Linked DNA regions of Mus musculus: region 1 is linked to region 2. Evidence: chromatin loops called from intact Hi-C (ENCODE). Cell type or tissue: heart. All regions are shown on one strand. Links, peaks and the distances in the headings refer to the core of each region. The heading gives the core; the rest is flanking DNA.

The links. Hi-C counts contacts between places; a loop is a spot of excess contacts. Peaks named below come from ENCODE experiments on the same cell type or tissue, not always from the same donor. Only the 100,000 strongest peaks of a DNase experiment are listed, where the experiment ranks them.
Region 1: it touches region 2 in a loop (2.1-fold over the local background); 2 of 42 quality-filtered maps call a loop at or near these places.

The regions. Positions count from the first base shown.
Region 1 is chr5:150,551,491-150,559,490 of GRCm38, forward strand. It overlaps Brca2 (breast cancer 2, early onset), which reads left to right. Exons shown (of 27, transcript NM_009765.3): 16 at 717-904; 17 at 1,447-1,617; 18 at 2,665-3,019; 19 at 5,371-5,526; 20 at 5,611-5,755; 21 at 6,900-7,021. It overlaps Gm42529 (a long non-coding RNA gene), which reads right to left. Exons shown (of 2, transcript XR_001785034.1): 2 at 6,939-7,150. It also overlaps the pseudogene Gm23641. Among named protein-coding and RNA genes, the nearest start is that of Gm42529, 5.5 kb to the right of the region's middle. In heart, for the core only: CTCF peaks have their summits at 387 (motif pointing left) and 4,059 (motif pointing right); no DNase peak of the experiment used is centred there.
Region 2 is chr5:150,660,197-150,670,647 of GRCm38, forward strand. It overlaps N4bp2l2 (NEDD4 binding protein 2-like 2), which reads right to left and starts at 5,416. Exons shown (of 6, transcript NM_201369.3): 1 at 5,305-5,416; 2 at 1,083-2,317. The coding sequence starts at 2,317. In heart, for the core only: a CTCF peak has its summit at 5,687 (motif pointing left); a DNase peak (open chromatin) is centred at 5,505; H3K4me3 peaks cover 2,413 bases; H3K27ac peaks cover 1,653 bases.

The sequences.
Region 1 (8,000 bases), core at 1-8,000, 110 kb before region 2:
GTCAGGCAAGAGGACTAAGGCACAGAGAGGGTTAAGTAGCAGCTGAAGGATAACAGCCTGGAGTCATATTCCAACACACGGGTCTGACCCCAGAGCTACTGTGTAAAGGGAAAGACACTTGGTTGGTCATGTTTGGGTGAAGCAAACACCTGATAGGGCCCTCTGCACTTTTACGTCTGGGCTCTAAAAGGAAGTTATTAGCACCATTATTTGTACAGCATAATGGAGCATTTTGTGAATTTGGATGTCTGCCTGGTGCAGGGGCCGTGCTGATCTGTGTTTCATTCATTTTACGATATGTACTACTGAAGAAGCACAGCCTGCCACTGGAGAAGGCAGACATTGCTTATCTGCTTGTTCCCACAGTGCCTTCTTGTGGCAGATTTAATGACAGGAAGATACAAGAGAAAATAAAAAGTGTAACCAACTCTTGAATACACAAGCAGTTTATAAACATGCTTCTAGTATAGAGGGGGCTTGTGTTGTTTTGTCTGTGCATGTGTATGTGTGTGTGTGTGCTTCATACCCAGTGTTTTCTGCATGCTAAGCACCACTTTGTCACTCCTTTATCCTCCTGGGCCAGTTAACTGTTCTATAGTGACTATTTTAGTACTTAAGTGAACAGTTCTGGATAAGTTTAGTTTTGTTTATATTCTAGGTCTGTATTTCACTTTTTAATTTTTTTATCACATTTTTCTATTGTTTCTTTTGTACAGCTCTATATATACGGCGTTTCTAAAGAGTGCATAAACGTTAATAGCAAAAATGCTGAGTATTTTCAGTTTGATATTCAGGATCATTTTGGTAAAGAAGATCTGTGTGCTGGCAAAGGCTTTCAGTTGGCAGATGGTGGATGGCTGATCCCCTCCAATGATGGCAAGGCTGGAAAAGAAGAATTTTATAGGTGCTGTGTGGAGAAAGAGATTTTGTGTTAACTTTGTATTTTCTCTCTCTCTCTCTCTTTTCTTTCCTTATGACTCAAGTTAAAATTTGCTAGTCATTTTCTTTTTAATCTGGATTCTTTTGTTAAAATGTATTTTAGTTCACTAGACATTGTTTTGAAATCTTTTAAAAATTGAATGTGATTTATTTTGGGATTTAATGAAGTATATTTTTTGTTTTCTTTAAATTGGTTGTATTTTTATATATTATGGGAGAAAGTTGAATTTGAATTTGCCTTATGGTATTCTCCCATTTTTGTCATTTCCTTTTTCACTGTATACTTTAATAAAATTTAAAATTATAAGCACTAAAATTTAAACAGAAATCTATAACTGTCAGTAATGTAACCAGAAAATCTCAGAACATAGACATGAACCACTCAGAAGCTATACACTGGTGTATACACACACAAGCTTCTGCGTGATTGCGTACGAGAGAATAGTGACGGTTGAGGGATCTGATATTATTCTGTGTTTTTATTGTACTGTATATTTCTTTGCTCAGGGCTCTGTGTGACACTCCAGGTGTGGATCCAAAGCTTATTTCTAGCATCTGGGTTGCTAACCATTACAGGTGGATTGTATGGAAACTGGCAGCTATGGAATTTGCTTTTCCTAAGGAATTTGCTAATAGATGCCTAAACCCAGAAAGAGTGCTGCTTCAACTGAAATACAGGCAAGTTGAAAGGATGGCAGTAAGTGACTGTGTCATTCAGTCTGCAGTTTCCTGTGTAGCTCCTGACTTCTATAACAAAGGTGGTGTATAAACCAGTTCTGAGTAACAGCCCCCCTCCAAGTCCCTTCCCCCAATATCCTCTCCCCTTTTCCTCAGAGAAGGGGAAGCCTACCTTGGGTACCACCCCATCCTGGGACATCTAGTCCAAGCAGGACTAAGTGCATCCTCTCCCATTGAGACCCAGCTAGGCAGTCCATTTAGGGGAAGGGGATCCAGTGGCAGGCAACAGAGTCAGAGACAGCCCCTGTACCAATTGTTAGGGTCCAACATGAAGACCAAGCTGCACTGCACATCTACAAATGTGCAGGAGGTCTAGGTCCAGCCCGTGCATAGTCTTTGGTTGTTGGTTCGGTCTATGTTCTAGCTAAAATCTTAAGAATTATCTTTTCAGTATATCTTTGATGAATTTTTTGTTTTTTGAGACAGGGTTTCTCTGTGTGGCCCCTGACTATCCTAGAATTGACTCTGTATATCAAGCTGGCCTTGAAGTCAGAGATCCTTTGCCTCTGTCTCCTAAGTACTGGGACTAAAGCCATGTGTCACCATGCCTGGCTTAATTAACTGATTTTTAAAAATTTTTTGCTTATTTATTTGTGAGTGTGTGTGTGTGGATATGCACTCCAGAAGAGGGCATTTGAGTCCTCCACTAGCACACTCTGCCTATTCCTTTGAGGCACGGTCTCTCTCTCTCTCTCTCTGAACTTAGAGCTCCCACTTTCTTGGCTAGTATGGAAGCCAATCCCCAGCAGTCTCTCTGTCTCCAGGGACCTCAGAGCTGGAGTTACAGGCATGTACTCTGCTCAGCTTGTTATGTGTGTGCTGGGATCTAACCTCTGTCCTCATTGTAGCACCACAAGCTCTCTTGACTTTGTTGCATTTCTAGCCTAGTGAACTAGCTCCACTGTTTCTCAAGTATCCGCTGGCTTTGTTTACAGTGAGCCCCCAGGGGTACAGTTGCTAGAATCAGCATCTTGGGTTCCTTTTCAGATACGATGTGGAAATTGACAACAGCAGGAGATCGGCTCTAAAGAAGATACTGGAGAGGGATGACACAGCTGCAAAAACCCTTGTTCTCTGTATTTCTGACATCATTTCACCAAGCACAAAGGTGTCTGAAACTTCAGGCGGTAAAACTAGTGGTGAGGATGCCAACAAAGTGGACACGATCGAACTCACAGATGGGTGGTACGCTGTCAGGGCCCAGCTAGACCCTCCACTCATGGCTCTTGTAAAGAGTGGCAAACTGACTGTGGGTCAGAAGATCATTACTCAGGGAGCAGAGCTGGTGGGCTCTCCTGATGCCTGTGCACCTCTGGAAGCCCCAGACTCCCTAAGGCTAAAGGTAAGCTACATTATTGTACACTCTGGACAAGGACCAGCCCGTAACTCCCTTATATTCCAGAGCGGTAATTTATTTAAAATGATGTGTTTACTTCGATCGTAAGGATAGAATTTCTTGACAATGTACTAGTAATATAAGAAGCAAATTTTTCTAACAGTTTCTGCTGGTTAGGGGAGGCAGAGCTATTTCTTGAGCTAGATGAACTTGCAGTTAATGAGTAAGAGTCAGTCTATACCAGAATTGAGTTTAGGTATCTGTGCCTCTGTCCCCTCCTCCCAGCACCGGAATTACAAGTTCATGCTACCATACCTGGCATTTTCCCAGTGCTTTTGCGGATAGAACTCAGATCCTCATGCATACAGGGCAAGACCGTTACCAGTTAAGCCACCTCCCACCCCTCACCTATTTTTCTATTTGAAATATTTAAATAGCATTGATCCTTTGTAGTAGAAGTGTATGTGTGAGTTTGAGTATGTGTGTGTGTGCATGCACATGTACTGCTAGAGAATCAGACCTTGCATACTCTGGGCAGGTGCACTACAGTAGATTATACCCCAAGCCCTACAGTAGAAATATTCTTGAGAAATACATTCTGTTGAAGTAGTTTCCCTTTTGTACAGTTTTTGCTTACTCACTTTTTTTGCCTTTATCAGTCATTTTTATGAGATTTTAAAAAAAGTTTTATTTTATGAGTATAAGTGTTTTTCCTGCCTTTGCACCATATGCAGCCAGTTCCCTCTGAGGCCAGAAGAGGGAATTGGATCCCCTCGAATTAGAGTTGTGAGCATATGTGTAGTTGTGTGGTTGCTAGGAATTGAACCCAGATCCTCTGCAAGAGCAATCAGTGCTCTTAACTGCTGAACCATCTCTTTAGCACCCTCTACACACACACACACACACACACACACACACACACACACACACACACACACGAATATTCTCTTTTAAAAAAAGAAAGATTTATTTATTTCATGTATGTGGATACACTGTCACTGTCTTCAGACACGCCAGAAGAGGGCATCGGATCCCATTACTACTACATGATAGTCTATAATATTTACAGCATACCAGCTCATTATATGTGATCTAATTTTCAAGGACATAATTTTTTTTAAAGATTTATTTAGGGCTGGAGAGATGGCTCAGTGGTTAAGAGCACCAGCTGCTCTTCCGAAGGTCATGAGTTCAAATCCCAGCAATCACATGGTGGCTCACAACCATCTGTAATGAGATCTGACGCCCTCTTCTGGTGCATCTGAAGACAGCTATAGTGTACTTAGATATAATAATAAATCTTTAAAAAAAAGATTTATTTATATGAGTACACTGCAGCTGACTTCAGATACACCAAACGAGGGCATCAGATCCCATTACAGATGGTTGTGTGGAATTGAACTCAGGACCCCGGGAAGAGCAGTCAGTGCTCTTAACAACTGAGCCATCGATCCAGCCCCACAAATGTTCTTAAAAGATCCCAAAAGAATGATAGAAAGTCGTAAAGTAGAATTTAGTTTGTATTTAACTTTTTTTTTTCTGTCCTAGAACTCATTCTGTAAGCTAGGCTGGCCTTGAACTCAGAGATCCATCCACCTGCCTCTGCCTCTCCAGTGCTGAGATTGCACGTGTGCACCACCATGGACTGGCCTGTGTTTAACTTCTTTTTTCTTTTTTCTTTTTTTAAGATTGATTGATTGATTGATTGATTTCAAAAGCTTCCAAATGTATTTATCAGAGGATTGTCAGTGGAGGTGGAGGGTACAGGATTATCTTTCTATCTCAATTGAAATGATGCCATGCTAAGTACTCCGTTACTTAGTAACATTAAAATTGCAATTAAGTCCCCTTATAATTAAAGATCTTCAAACAAATAGTTTTGTGAACAAATTACATACTTCACTAGAATTTTAATCCTTTTTTTTTTAATTAGGTATTTCCTTCATTTACATTTCCAATGCTACTCCAAAAGTCCCCCAAGCCCTCCTCCCCACTCCCACTTCTTGGCCCTGGTGTTCCCCTGTACTGAGGTATATAAAGTTTGCAAGACCAATGGGCCTCTCTTTCCACTGATGGACAACTAGGCCATCTTCTGATACATATGCAGCTAGAGACACGAGCTCTGGGGGATGCTGGTTAGTTCATATTGTTGTTCCACCTATAGAGTTGCAGATCCCTTCAGCTCCTTGGGTACTTTCTCTAGCTCCTCCATTGGGGGCCCTGTGATCCATCCAATAGCTGACTGTGAGCATCCACTTCTGTGTTTGCTAGGCCCCGGCATAGCCTCACAAGAGACAGCTATATCAGGGTCCTTTCAGCAAAATCTTGCTAGTTGAATTCCTCTTTCCTTTTTGCAGATTTCTGCAAACAGCACAAGGCCTGCTCGCTGGCACAGCAGGCTGGGGTTCTTTCGTGACCCCAGGCCCTTCCCTCTGCCCTTGTCCTCACTGTTCAGTGACGGAGGAAATGTTGGCTGTGTGGATATCATTGTTCAGAGAGTGTACCCTTTACAGGTATGGTGCCTTTTGAAACTTATCATGTAATCCCTTTCTTTGGAGAGAATCTGAATGTTCCTTGCTGTTTTTTTACATTGTCAGTGGGTGGAGAAGACAGTGTCTGGATTGTACATATTTCGTAGTGAGAGAGAAGAGGAGAAGGAAGCACTGAGATTTGCAGAGGCCCAGCAGAAGAAACTAGAGGCCTTGTTCACCAAAGTCCACACAGAGTTTAAAGACCACGAAGGTAAAATGGGCTTCGTATTACAAACTTTATTTTTGGTTTTGGTTTTGGTTTTTCAGGACAAGGTTTCTCTGTGTAGCCCTGGCTGTCCTGGAACTCACTCTGTAGACCAGACTGGCCTTGATCTCAGAAATCGGTCTGCCTCTGTCTCCCAAGTGTTGGGATTAAAGGTGTGCGCCACCACTGCCCGGCCAAGCTGTTATTTCTTACAGTGTTTTATAAATTACATGAGTTCTCGTCGAGTAATTGCTTTTTAAAAAAATCTGCATCTGCTTTTTTTTTTTTTAACTTAAAAAAATACCACATATACGAAAAAATGAAAGCCAGGCTCATGCCCTTAATCCCAGCACTGGGGAGGCAGAGGCAGGCGGATTTCTGAGTTCGAGGCCAGCCTGGTCTACAAAGTGAGTTCCAGGACAGCCAGGGCTATACAGAGAAACCCTGTCTCAAAAAACCAAAAAAAAAAAAAAAGTGTTCTGCGCTCCTGCAGAAGACCTGAGTTCAGTTTGCACTGCCCATAACCACCCGTAACTCCACCTCCAGGGGATCCCATGCACCACATGCCAGTGTCACACTTTCATACAAGCACACGTACACATTTACTCAGAAATGGACTTTTAAAATATAGACTGGACTTGCACTATCTAGCTTATTTAAAATTATCATTAGATTATATCATTTTCATGAATAAACCGATCGATATGAAAAATAAGTTATTTAAGTTACAAGTTACAAATAAACCCCTATGTGTAGTGCTTTAACTGTGACTGCAACAGTCGTTGTCACCATTGTCGTCTTCTGATGCTGCTGCTTTTCTTCCTCCTCTTCCTCTTCTTCTTCTTAAATGAAGCTATTAGTAGACAGCTGCTTGTTTGTTTTTAATGTTTTCTTTCCTGTCACAGCACATGTACAGAAGGTCAAGGACAGCTTATAAAGCTTTTCTGTCCTACCTTGTGGGTCCCAGGGATCAGACCCCGCTGTTAGGCTTGGTGACTAGTGCCACTATCAGCTGAGCTGTCCTGCTGCTCTTTGTGGCTCTTTTTTGTCTAACCTCCCTCCTTTTGGTGCTTTTGCTTGACTCTATGGTTTTCACTCCCAAGTTTTGGTTCTAGCCGATCACTGTTGCTTTCTTCCCTTCCTCCCGCAGAAGACACAACACAGCGGTGTGTGCTGTCCCGCACACTCACACGGCAGCAAGTCCATGCTCTGCAGGATGGAGCAGAGCTCTATGCAGCAGTGCAGTATGCATCAGACCCAGATCACCTTGAGGTGAGGAAGAGCCAGGTGACGAGCCTCAGTCCCCAGCCCACTGGGAAGCTCTCTCCTGCTGGCCATTAGAGCAAGCCCATGTTGAAATACTGCATCTTTCAGGAGGATTTCTGTGGCAAGTCCTTGATTCTGCATCAAGTAGAGAATGAAAAAGTTTGAGAGTTTCATGTATGACATTCACATAGTTTAATGTGCAGTCGAAGGACCAGAGAGAAGGCCAGTTGGTAAAGGCTCCTGCTGCCGAGCCAAAGCCTTAGTTCAATCCCTGGGACCCAAAGGGTATAAGCAGAGAACCAGCTCCTTCCAGTTTTCTTCTGACTTATGCATGCTCAAGTTAAATACTTTTTTTCATGGTTTTTTTGAAACAGGGATTCTTTGTGTAACCCTGGCTGTCCTAGAATTCGCTCTGTAGACCAGACTGATCTTGAACTCACAGAAATCTGCCTGCCTCTGCCTCCTCTGAGTGCTAGAACTAAAGACATGTACCACTACACCTAGATACTATTAATTAATTAATTTGTTTATTAATTAATTTATTTTTAAGCAGGCAGAGCTTGCTTTTTTAGCCAGCTGTGTGGCATGTGTCTGTGTCCCACGTACTCTAGGGACTAAGCAGCAGAATGGCAAGTTGTGTGAGCTGGGGACACAGCAGAATTCTGTCTAGAGAAATGGCTTAGCAGTTAAGAATGTCAGAGCTCTTACTCAAGTTCCCAGTACCCGTGTTAGGCAGCTTACAACTACCTGTAGCTACAGGTACACATGTACACGTTAAATAGATGAATATACAAAAAGCTTTTTAAAAATTGTATGTTGTTCCACAGAGGAACTATTAAATTACTATTAAATTAAGTTTATTGGGCTGCAGCAATTAAGAGCATTGGCTGTTCTTCCAGAGGACCCGTGTTCAATTCCCATCACCTACATGGCAGCTCACAATTGTCTGTAATCTAGCTTCAAGTGATTTGTCACCCTTACACAT
Region 2 (10,451 bases), core at 1,378-9,377:
AAATTGTGCTGTACTATCTTTAAATTGTAAACTAGAAATCTGAATGAAAAACTTTGTAACATAATAAAAACATTACCAGCTCTAACTCCTCTAATTCAGAGTGCTTAATCCAACACGCTTAAATTTGTAAAACTATAGTAATTCAATCTCACAGAGCTGGAGAGATGGACCAGTGGTTAAGAACACTGGATGCTTTTTCTAAGGACCAGGGTTCAACTCCCAGAACTCACATGGTGGCTCACAACTGTTTGTAACTCCAGTTCCAGGAGATCTGATGCTATTTTTTTTTTTTTTTTTTTTTTGGTCTCCAGAAAGTGGTGCACAGATGTAATGGAAACAAAACACCCATACAGAGAATGAAACTATCTATGTATGTCAGGCAATGGTGGCGCATGCCTTTAATCCCAGCACTTGGGAGGCAGAGGCAGGTGGATTTCTGAGTTCAAGGCCAGCCCGGTCTACAGAGTGAGTTCCAGGACAGCCAGGGCAACATGGAAAAACCCTGTCTCGAAAAACAAACAAACAAACAAACAAACAACAAAAAAAAAAACAAAAAAAGGGAAAATATGCATACACACACACACACACACACACACACACACACACACACGCACACACATATATAGATTCTCCCAATCAGGTATGAACATGGCATAATGCTTAATACACTCAATATTTCTTTCCTTTGATTATCTATTTCTTTTTCAAATTCTAAGAAAATAGCTATCTCTTATTCCCCTATTAAAGACAGCAAAACACGCTCAACAGCATACAGTGAAAAAGTACCAGAGCCCAGATTTTCTAGTGCAGAGCCCACCTTCTTTGAAGTTATAAAGGCTAAGCAGCATTGCTTCTGTTGCTGCTTTAACTGTAGCTTAGTTGTAAAGCCCTTAAGAGAAACTAAATATACACAAATTCTCCCTTTCCCATTCTTGTACATCTTAGTATTTCCAGTCAGATGTCACTCTCAAATATAGCATATAAAGGATTTACTAGAAATACAAAAGCATTTATGACTGATAACTCATGTATTTTTAAGCAATGAATTCATAATCAAGTATTCACTCAGGTCTTTTACTTACCGAGACAATGTTGTTTTTCCAGAACCGGGGAGGCCTCGCAAAAGAATAAGCAATTTCTGCAATTTATTTAATTTCTCCTCTTGAAACCACTGGTTCACAAACCTGTCTGTTTCATTATGCTTGTCCATGGAAGGATCTTGCCAGCACTCTCGGATTTCACAGAAACCATTATTCACACTTTCATCTTGTACACTGCAGCCATTTCTAAAGGGATGAACATTATTGCTAGTCACATCATAGTTAGCATATTCATCGTTCTGATCAAACGTCAAGCAGCTCCAGCCATCCTGATAACTGTCTACGTAACACCCATTCTGCATCTGAGAGTCATCTCGACCATGGAAAACATCTGGTGATGGATGTAGTGGGGTACCAAATCTTTGAAAATTAAAATAATTAAAACTGGAAAGAGGATCATGGGGTATGACAAAAGGATGCATGGACTGCCATTCAGGCCTGAAGGAAGGAAATGAAGTTTCACAAAATGCAGGCATCAACTGCTCATCACAGGGATAGTCTGGTTCATCCTCCAAGTACTCTTGATAACCACAATGTGACTGAAGAACATCACTGAGATCTTTGTTTTCCTCCTCAGACTTTAGAGTATTACAGGCCCAGTCATAAGAAATAATTGGTTCTTCGGAAGGTTCTGGTTCCGTACAACTGCCTTGGGAAGCTTCATTTTCATTTTCCAGCTCTTCAATTTCTTTGTAAAACTGGGATAATTCTGTATCCATCTCCAATTTTTTGGAGTTAGATTTCTGTTTTTCTTCTTGTCTTCTTTTGCTATCTATACTACTGAAAGTATCTGTCTCACTCTTCCTTTCACGGCATTTCTTTTTCTCAGGGGGTTTGTAAATGGGGCCTATGAATGCTTTACTTGTGCTATAGATTTCATCATCCTTGGCCAGTGGTGAAGGCTTTCCATCCTGCAAAGCTGGGGAACCGATGGATTCACTACCACCCAGTTTATCACCAGGCATCTCCTTGTGCAATGGCTTTAACACATCTGTACTGGTTTTGTCTTCCTGAGGACAAACACGTCTTCTGAAGTTAATGGTGGCCACCGCGACCCTATTATTTCTGGGTTTTTCTTGGATTCTGTGAATATCAGGACCACCTCGAAGGGGGGAAACACCATCATCTGCAGCTGATTTCAATTTTTTATAGCATGGTTCTCTTGTTTGTTCTTTTCCAGGTCCCAAAAACTTAGCTTCAACCTCACTATAAGGCATCTGAGGAGTAAAGCATACAATTATTAGGACACACCGTTAAAGAATATAAACACATGTGTTTTCATGAGAGGAATTTTAGAAAATAACTTTTTTTGCTTTGTTTTGTTTTTCAAGACAGGGTTTCTGTCCTGGAACTCACTCTGTAGACCAGGCTGGCCTGGAACTCAGAAATCCACCTGCCTCTGCTTCCCAAGTGCTGGGATTAAAGGCGTGCGCCACTACGCTTGGCCGGTCTCACTATTAAATGCTTGTATCAAAAATTATTTTCTAAAGCCAGGCAGAGACAGGCCGATTTTTGAGTTCGAGGCCAACCTGGTCTACAGATTGAGTTCCAGGACAGCCAGGGCTATACAGAGAAACCCTGTCTTAAAAAACAAAAGAAAAAAAAAAAAGTAAGACCTTCCCAACTACAGTCAGCAGCCTGTAATTAATTTTATTTTATTTTTTTAAAGAAGTCAGACGATCTTGTGTCCTTTTTTTTTTTTTTAGATTTATTTATTTATTTTATGTAAGTACACTGTAGCTGTCTTCAGACACTCCAGAAGAGGGAGTCAGATCTTGTTACAGATGGTTGTGAGCCACCATGTGGTTGCTGGGATTTGAACTCCGGACCTTTGGAAAAGCAGTTGGGTGCTCTTACCCACTGACCATCTCACCAGCCCAGCCTGTAATTTTATAATCACTTATTTTAAGTGCTGTCATAATAATTTATGGGAGGAGTCTGAAGTTCATATCATCTAAAAATATGTGCACCTCATTCTTTTTGGAGGTACAGAAAATGAACATGATCTCATGCAAGCTAAACAAGCACCTCACTACAGAGTTATACCCGATGTCTTTTTTTCATGTTGTGAGAATGTCTCACGAAGTTGACAAGGGTGGCCTTAAATTCACTCTGTAGAATACAGTAATGCCCTGGATTTTCCATCCTTCTGAGTTGCTGAGATTACAAGCCTGTGCTACCAGTCCTATCTTTAAACAATCCACTCTAGAGTTTAAGAACCTAGAGTTTAAGGTGGCACACGCCTTTAATCCCAGCACTTGGGAGGCAGAGGCAGGCGTATTTCTAGGTTTGAGGCCAGCCTGGTCTACAAAGTGAGTTCCAGGACGGGCTATACAGAGAAACCCTGTCTCCCCAGTCTCGAAAAAAAAAAAAAAAACAAAAAACCACAAAACCAAAAAACAAACTTAAATTTGGAAACTTGAATCCATACTGTATGTATTTATATATGTATGTACAGATACAGAGTTGACATTTAAGTTGCCTATGGTACTGATAGATCGTGGGGAAACCCCGACTCAATTCCTGATTCGCGTGCACCCAAAAAATCACGAAGGACCATCTCGATGTAATTACACGAGGTCGTTTAATTACGGAGCTCTGGACCGACATGCATCCCACACAGGAGATAACGGATGTCGGCCACGAAGCTCAAAAGCTAGGGGTTTTTATGGGGTGAGGGGCTTAGGGGTGTGGAATTCAGCATAGCTACACACTAGACACACTATTGGCTTCAGCAAAAGGGCATCAGGACTTTGTTCTTGTGGGCTGGGGGCTTATCTTGTTCACATAGCAACCAGTTGATGTATGACTTTACCCGGCGCCAAGGGGCAATAGACAGAGGGGAGGTTCCAGCCAGATGGTGTCAACTCAGACAAGATAGCCTTGCCTGCGTCCTTGCATTCCTTTTCATCTTTACAGTCAAGAGCCCTGCCCTGGCATCCGGGCTCATAGACAACTCTTTTACATGAATCACAAGTTACAAAATCTCATTTTCCTTCAGTACACTGTACCACAAATACCTTCCTGTTTAAAATCATCATGTCTTTTGTAGTATATACTTTAACTTCCAAACAATTATCTCTCTTTAGCATCCAAATACCAGGTTAACTAAAAACGCAGTCTTTGTGGGGTCTTTTTCTTTTAAGTAGTATAAAAGCAGTTTTCCAATTGAATGTAATAATTTGGAAAAAAAAAAGTTTTGAGTTTTAGTGATGATACAAATTATGCTTAGGGAAAATAATCAGAAAACTTTAAAAATCAAATCATTCATCTTTTCTAGTAGTTTCTCTAACTTGAAAAATACACTTTTTAGGCAGGGTGGTCTATGACTGCAACACTAGCATTTGGCAGGTGTTGAAAGGAGCTCAAGACCAGCCTGGACTACACAGTAAGTTCAAGGTCAGTCTGTATTACCCAAGACCCTGTCAATAAATGTAATTAAAATTACTCTTGACAGGCCGTGGTAGCTCAAACCTGTAATCCTATCAATAGATTTCCAGTCCAGTATGGGTTGGCTACACAAATGGGTTGCAGAGCAGCCTGGTTGGGAGAGACTATGTCTTTTTAAAAAAATCACAACTTCGCTTCTCTTGTCATAGAGGGAGGGGCGTTAAGAAACCAAAAGCGCTCTTTTGGTCACATCTGGCCTGCTCTTGGAATCAAAACCCAAACCCTACAAACGAGAAGAAAGGCGACAAGCCATTAGCAGAGACGAAGGAAGCTCCAACTGCGGAGAAAAGCCAGGTTCCCGGAAAGAGCCCCCACCTCGGCCACATGCTCCCATGTCCTCAATCTAACGTCAAGAGCCAACCAAGCAAGTGCAGCAGGGTGGACCGACGTCGTCAGCGCCCTACCTGCCGGGCCCCCAAGGCCTCCTGACCGGGGGCGGGCTGCCAGGCCAGGGGCGCTCCGGCTTCTCCGTCCCTAAGGAAAACGTCAAGATCCCTTCTAAGAATCCGGGGAGGTCCCGAAGGCTGACAGGCTTCTCTTGGGGCTTCCACGCTCGCAGTGAGGCGAGAGCTGTGTCAAAGCCGGAGGTGCAGGCGCCAGCCGTTCGCTCAGACGAAACCGGAAATACCTCCCTCACCTCCACCGGGACCCATCGCTCTGTAAGCACTTCCACCATCTTCCTCTCCAAGCCCTCCCCCACCCCACTCCACCCCCTCCAAAAAAAAAAAAAAAGAACTTCCGCGAACACACGAACCTCCGGGAAGACGAGAGACCGTCCAAAACGTAGCTATTAAACGGAGCTGGAAAGAGACGCGAGGCTGGAGCAGTTTCATACGCAAGATGGCCGCCACCTCTAGGATTACCCATGCAGCACCGCGGGCTCACGCCCGGCATTATGGGGATTGAAGTCCGGCGTCCCGCAGTCCTCGTTTACCTCAAGGCACCGAAACTCAGTGTTCCAGAGTCCATTGCAAGACTTACAAGCTATTTTGGCCACCAACGTAGACTCAGTCTTGTTCCCCGCCCTGTAGTGGGGGGAAGTTTCTTAAAGAAACATCACCTTTATCTATAAAGGCAGCGACGTCCTCTGGGGTTCACGACTCAAAAAGAACAAGAGTGCTTGGCGCCCCCAGGTGGATGGACGCGCAAGCCTCTGTGGTGAGTGAACAGTTTTCAGGCTTTTCAGGAGACAAAAGAATCAGCCTAGGCTTCAAAGGGGAAAACATTTTGTGTAACAGAACTCAGTTGCTATGGTTTCTCAGAAACACCATTTAGTATAATTTTAAGCTTCTGAACAACTGTGGCAAAATAGAGTGCCTGCACCTCAGAACCCCATAACAGATGACTCTTGGGGAGAAGAAATTATAAAGTATCTTACTTCCAGATATAGGAAAACTGCTATATAAATATGTATTGAATTAAAACTAAATACCAACCAAATGACTAGCTCCAGTTAAAGGTCTTTTTTTTTCTCCTTTCCATTTCTATTAGCCTGTCGTCCTCTCCACCCCTTGTTTCGTTTGGGCCCGCACAAGAAGATCGGCCATCTCAGCATATTTGAATAAGTCTTGTCTCCAACACAATAATGTTTTTTTTTTTTTTTTAAAGATTTATTTATTATTTTAAGTACACTGTAGCTGTCTTCAGACACACCAGAAGAGGGAGTCAGATCTTGTTACGGATGGTTGTGAGCCACCATGTGGTTGCTGGGATTTGAACTCTGGACCTTCGGAAGAGCAGTCGGGTGCTCTTACCCTCTGAGCCATCTCACCAGCCCCCACAATAATGTTTTAATTTATAAGTATAATAGATAAAAAGCACAGTGAAGCCGGGCAGTGGTGGAGCACGCCTTTAGTCCCAGCACTTGGGAGGCAGAGGCAGGCAGATTTCTGAGTTCAAGGCCAGCCTGGTCTACAGAGTGAGTTCCAGGACAGCCAGGGCTACACAGAGAAACCCTGTCTCAAACAAAACAAAACAAACTAAAACAAATCACTATTTTATTTTATGTGAGTGTTTTACCTGAGTGTATATATACATATATATACACCTGAGTGTGTGTGTGTAAATATGTATACACACACACTCTCTCTCTCTCTCTCTCTCTCTCTCTTAAGAGTGTTGTGTAAAAGAGAGAAAACCCATTTACTTTATGAAAAGCAGTGTCCTCGTCCCAGTTCTTACCAGTCCCTATTACTACCCTTCTCTTGTGAAGACTCTGGTGGAGTGTTCTAGAATGTAACACCAAATCTATTGTCTATTCTGCACATTGCTCCAGCACCCTCCTATATCCCATTGTCCCACAGCAGCTGGAAACACTGTTCCTTTAACATTCACCACCACCCCCCCACACACACACACAGCTTCAGTCCTGTAGTGGCTATTCCAGGTTGTCAACTTGACTCTATCTAGAATAAACTACAATCCAGAATTGGAAAGCTCTCACCTGTGAGCTAATCTGGAGGCTGGGAGATACAAGTTTCTGACCTGGATTTTGGCATGGAGACCTTGAGGCATAGTGGCTCAGAATTAAAGATTAAGACAGGGAGATCTCTGAGTTCAAGGTCATCCGGGACAAAGCAAGTCCCAGACAGATCCAGGCATGGTGGCACACACCTTTAATCTGGGCCACACTGTCTGCTGGAGACCTACATAAGGACATTGAAAGAAGGAAGATTCACTCTCTCTCTTCTTCGCCTCCTTGCCTTGTGGGACTGATCTAGATGTTGGGCTTCCATTCACTGCTGCTGCTGACCATTGTTGGGGACTTGAATTACAGACTGTAAATCGTCAATAAATTCCCTTTCTGTATAGAGACTACCCATAAGTTCTGTGACTCTAAAGAACCCTGACTAATACAACTTCTAAGAATTGAACCTAGGACCTCAAGTATGGCAGCTAAGCCCTCTATCATTGAGCCAAGCCACCACTGACGTCTTGAAACATGATTTTCATATAAAAGTGTATATACTGCCTCCTTCAGTTGATGCTTACTATAGCACACCAGAACCCATCAGCATCCTCTGAATATGAACACCCTCTTAACAAGATTCTGGTGTCATTGTCAGAGATTACATATGTGATGGCTATTCTTGGTCGTCAGCTTGTCTATCTGGAATGAGTCACAATCTGGAAATGGAGGACATAACCTGTGAAAGATTTTGTTTGGTCTGGAGTGGGAGAGTCCATTTCTAGTTCTGACCTTTGAGATGAGAAGACACATGCATGCCTTTGATCCACATCTTGAATTGGGAAGAAATGCCTTTAATGTTCACTCTTTCTGCTGGAAGTCTATATAAGAGCTCGGAAGCAGGAAGCTTTTGCTCTTTGCCTGCTAGCACATCCATTCCTTCACGGGCACTGGAGCCTTCTTCTATGGGATTCCAGCATAGATGGAGGACCAGCTGAGACACCCAGCCTTGTGGGACTGAGCAACTACTGGGTTCTTGGACTTTCTGTTCACCGCAAGCCATTGTTGCATTAGCTGGACTGCAGCCTGTAAGTCATTCCAATAAATTCCATATATGTGTATGGACATATGCATATATATATATATGTATACATATACATACACGTGTACATATAAAGAGAGATTTATTCTCTATGTTCTGTGACTCTAGTGAACCCTGACTAACAACAAATTATTTATCATTCACAGTAAATAGCAGTTTGATGTATCATTTTGTACAACCTATTTCAGAACTACTGCAGCATATTTCACAAGTCTCAGTTGCTGTAATCTATATTCATAAATGATGGATTTTCAAACCAGAGTGCTTACATATAGTGTGTCCGAAGCTATGATTGTAGTATCACACCAGTGGAGGAAAATGTAGAAGACAATTATTTCAGATATTCCAAACATTGAAGAAAATCAGTAAAGTATAAATGGCTGTAGAGACAGGAGAACCTATTAGTTTTAAGTTAAATTTATTTTCATTTTATGAAGGAGTCTGCAGCGGGCAGAAGTGAGCGTCAGATCCCCTGGAACTGGAGTTAGAGGTAGTTGTGAGCCACCACGTGGGTGTTGTGAACTGAACCCAGGTCCTCTGCTAGAGCAGCCAATGTTCTAACCCATCTGTCCACCCCAATGAAAACCTTACTGTGTGCTTTGCCTGTGTGTATGCCTGTGTACCACATGCATGCAGTGTTCAAGGAGGCTCCAAGAGGGCGTTAGATTCCCTGGAACTGGAGTTACTGATTGCTGTGAGCCACCATGTGGGTGATGGAACTGCAACCCAGCGAGAGTAACAAGTGCTATTAACCACTGAGCCAACTTCCCAGTCCTGGCTTTTGATTGTTTGGGTTTTGTTTGTTTGTTTGTTTGTTTTTCCAGGTCATCCTGTTTTTGGTTTTGGTTTTTGGTTTTTCGAGACAGGGTTTCTCTGTATAGCCCTGGCTGTCCTGGAACTCACTCTGTAGACCAGGCTGGCCTCGAACTCAGAAATCCACCTGCTTCTGTCTCCTGAGTGTTGGGATTAAAGGAGTGTGCCACCACGCCCGGCCATCCTGTATTCTTGATTACTTTAACTTTAGCTATATTTTTATACTTATTTTTTGTCCTTTTCTCTTTGTTTTCTTTTCTTTATTTCCTTTTTTGTTTTGTTTTTTTCAATACAGAGTTTGTGTGTGTAACAGCACTGGCTGTTCTAGAACTCATCTGTAGAGCAAGCTGGCCTTGAACTCACAGAGCTTCTCTTGCCTCTATCAACCAAGTGCTGGGATTAAAGGCATGTGTCTCCCCTGCTCGGCTATAATTTTTTTATTATGGGCTGAAAAGGTACACACAATCTGTAGACTTTTCCAGATGATTTTTGGCATTCTCCCACTCCCTGCAATGCAGACCCACTTCTCCTGGACTAAAGATAATACATGTGGTATCCTTGCATAGTCTACTGGGAATTTAAACCCTGTTGTAGACTGTCAGGGATCATTTGTGTGGCCTTTGGGACATGCCTTGAGTTAGGCTACTGTTCCCTCATTTCCTAATGAGCTGCGAAGCCTGCTTTGTGATGTTTAGTAAATGTTTTGCTGCTGTTGGGAAACCATTTATAGCATGTATAGGTTGCATTCAAAGTAAGTCAATGGGCTCTATTTAGGACTCTTCAGATTGGCTACTTGCAATTTTGATAGCTTCCAACTTTCTAATTTCTTTAACCTTAACTTTGGGCCCTATGAGAAATAGCTACATAACCAAAATAGGAACGATGTGATTGGCAGAATAATGTCTCCCAAGGAGATTCATGTAGAACCTTTTAATACATAAGGGGACATTAAGGTTTAAGATTGAATAAAGTTTGGTAATCAGCTGATCTTAAAAGAGGTTGTTCCAAATTACCTACCTAGGTGCTGAGTAGTCATAGCAACTGAAAAGTGGGTGGGGGGCAGAAGAGAGCTGGAGAGAGCCACGAGATGAAGGAAGCAGCCTATGGAGATGCTGTGGTATTGACTGAAGACAGTGGAGGAGAGACATGAACCAAGAAACAAAGTCAACCTCCAAAGGGCAGGAAAGGCATCTATCTGGCCTCTCCCCTTCCACAACCCTTCAGAAAGGACCACAGCCTTGCTGACACTGCAGTATTAGCTCAGACAGACAGCTGTCAGTCTCTGAGCTGCAGCTGAATAAGATAATTGGTGTAGTTGTATGCACAAAAGCTAATTTACTATGGCAGCAAACGAAGGACAGATGGGGATTGGACTGTGCTTTTCCTGACCAAAGAAAGTTGTAAACGCCGGGCATGGTGGCGCACTCCTTTAATCCCAGCACTCGGGAGGCAGAGGCAGGCGGATTTCTGAGTTCGAGGCCAGCATGGTCTACAAAGTGAGCTCCAGGACAGCCAGGGCTATACAGAGAAACCCTGTCTCGAAAAACAAACAAAAAGTTGTAACCATGTCTATATAAGA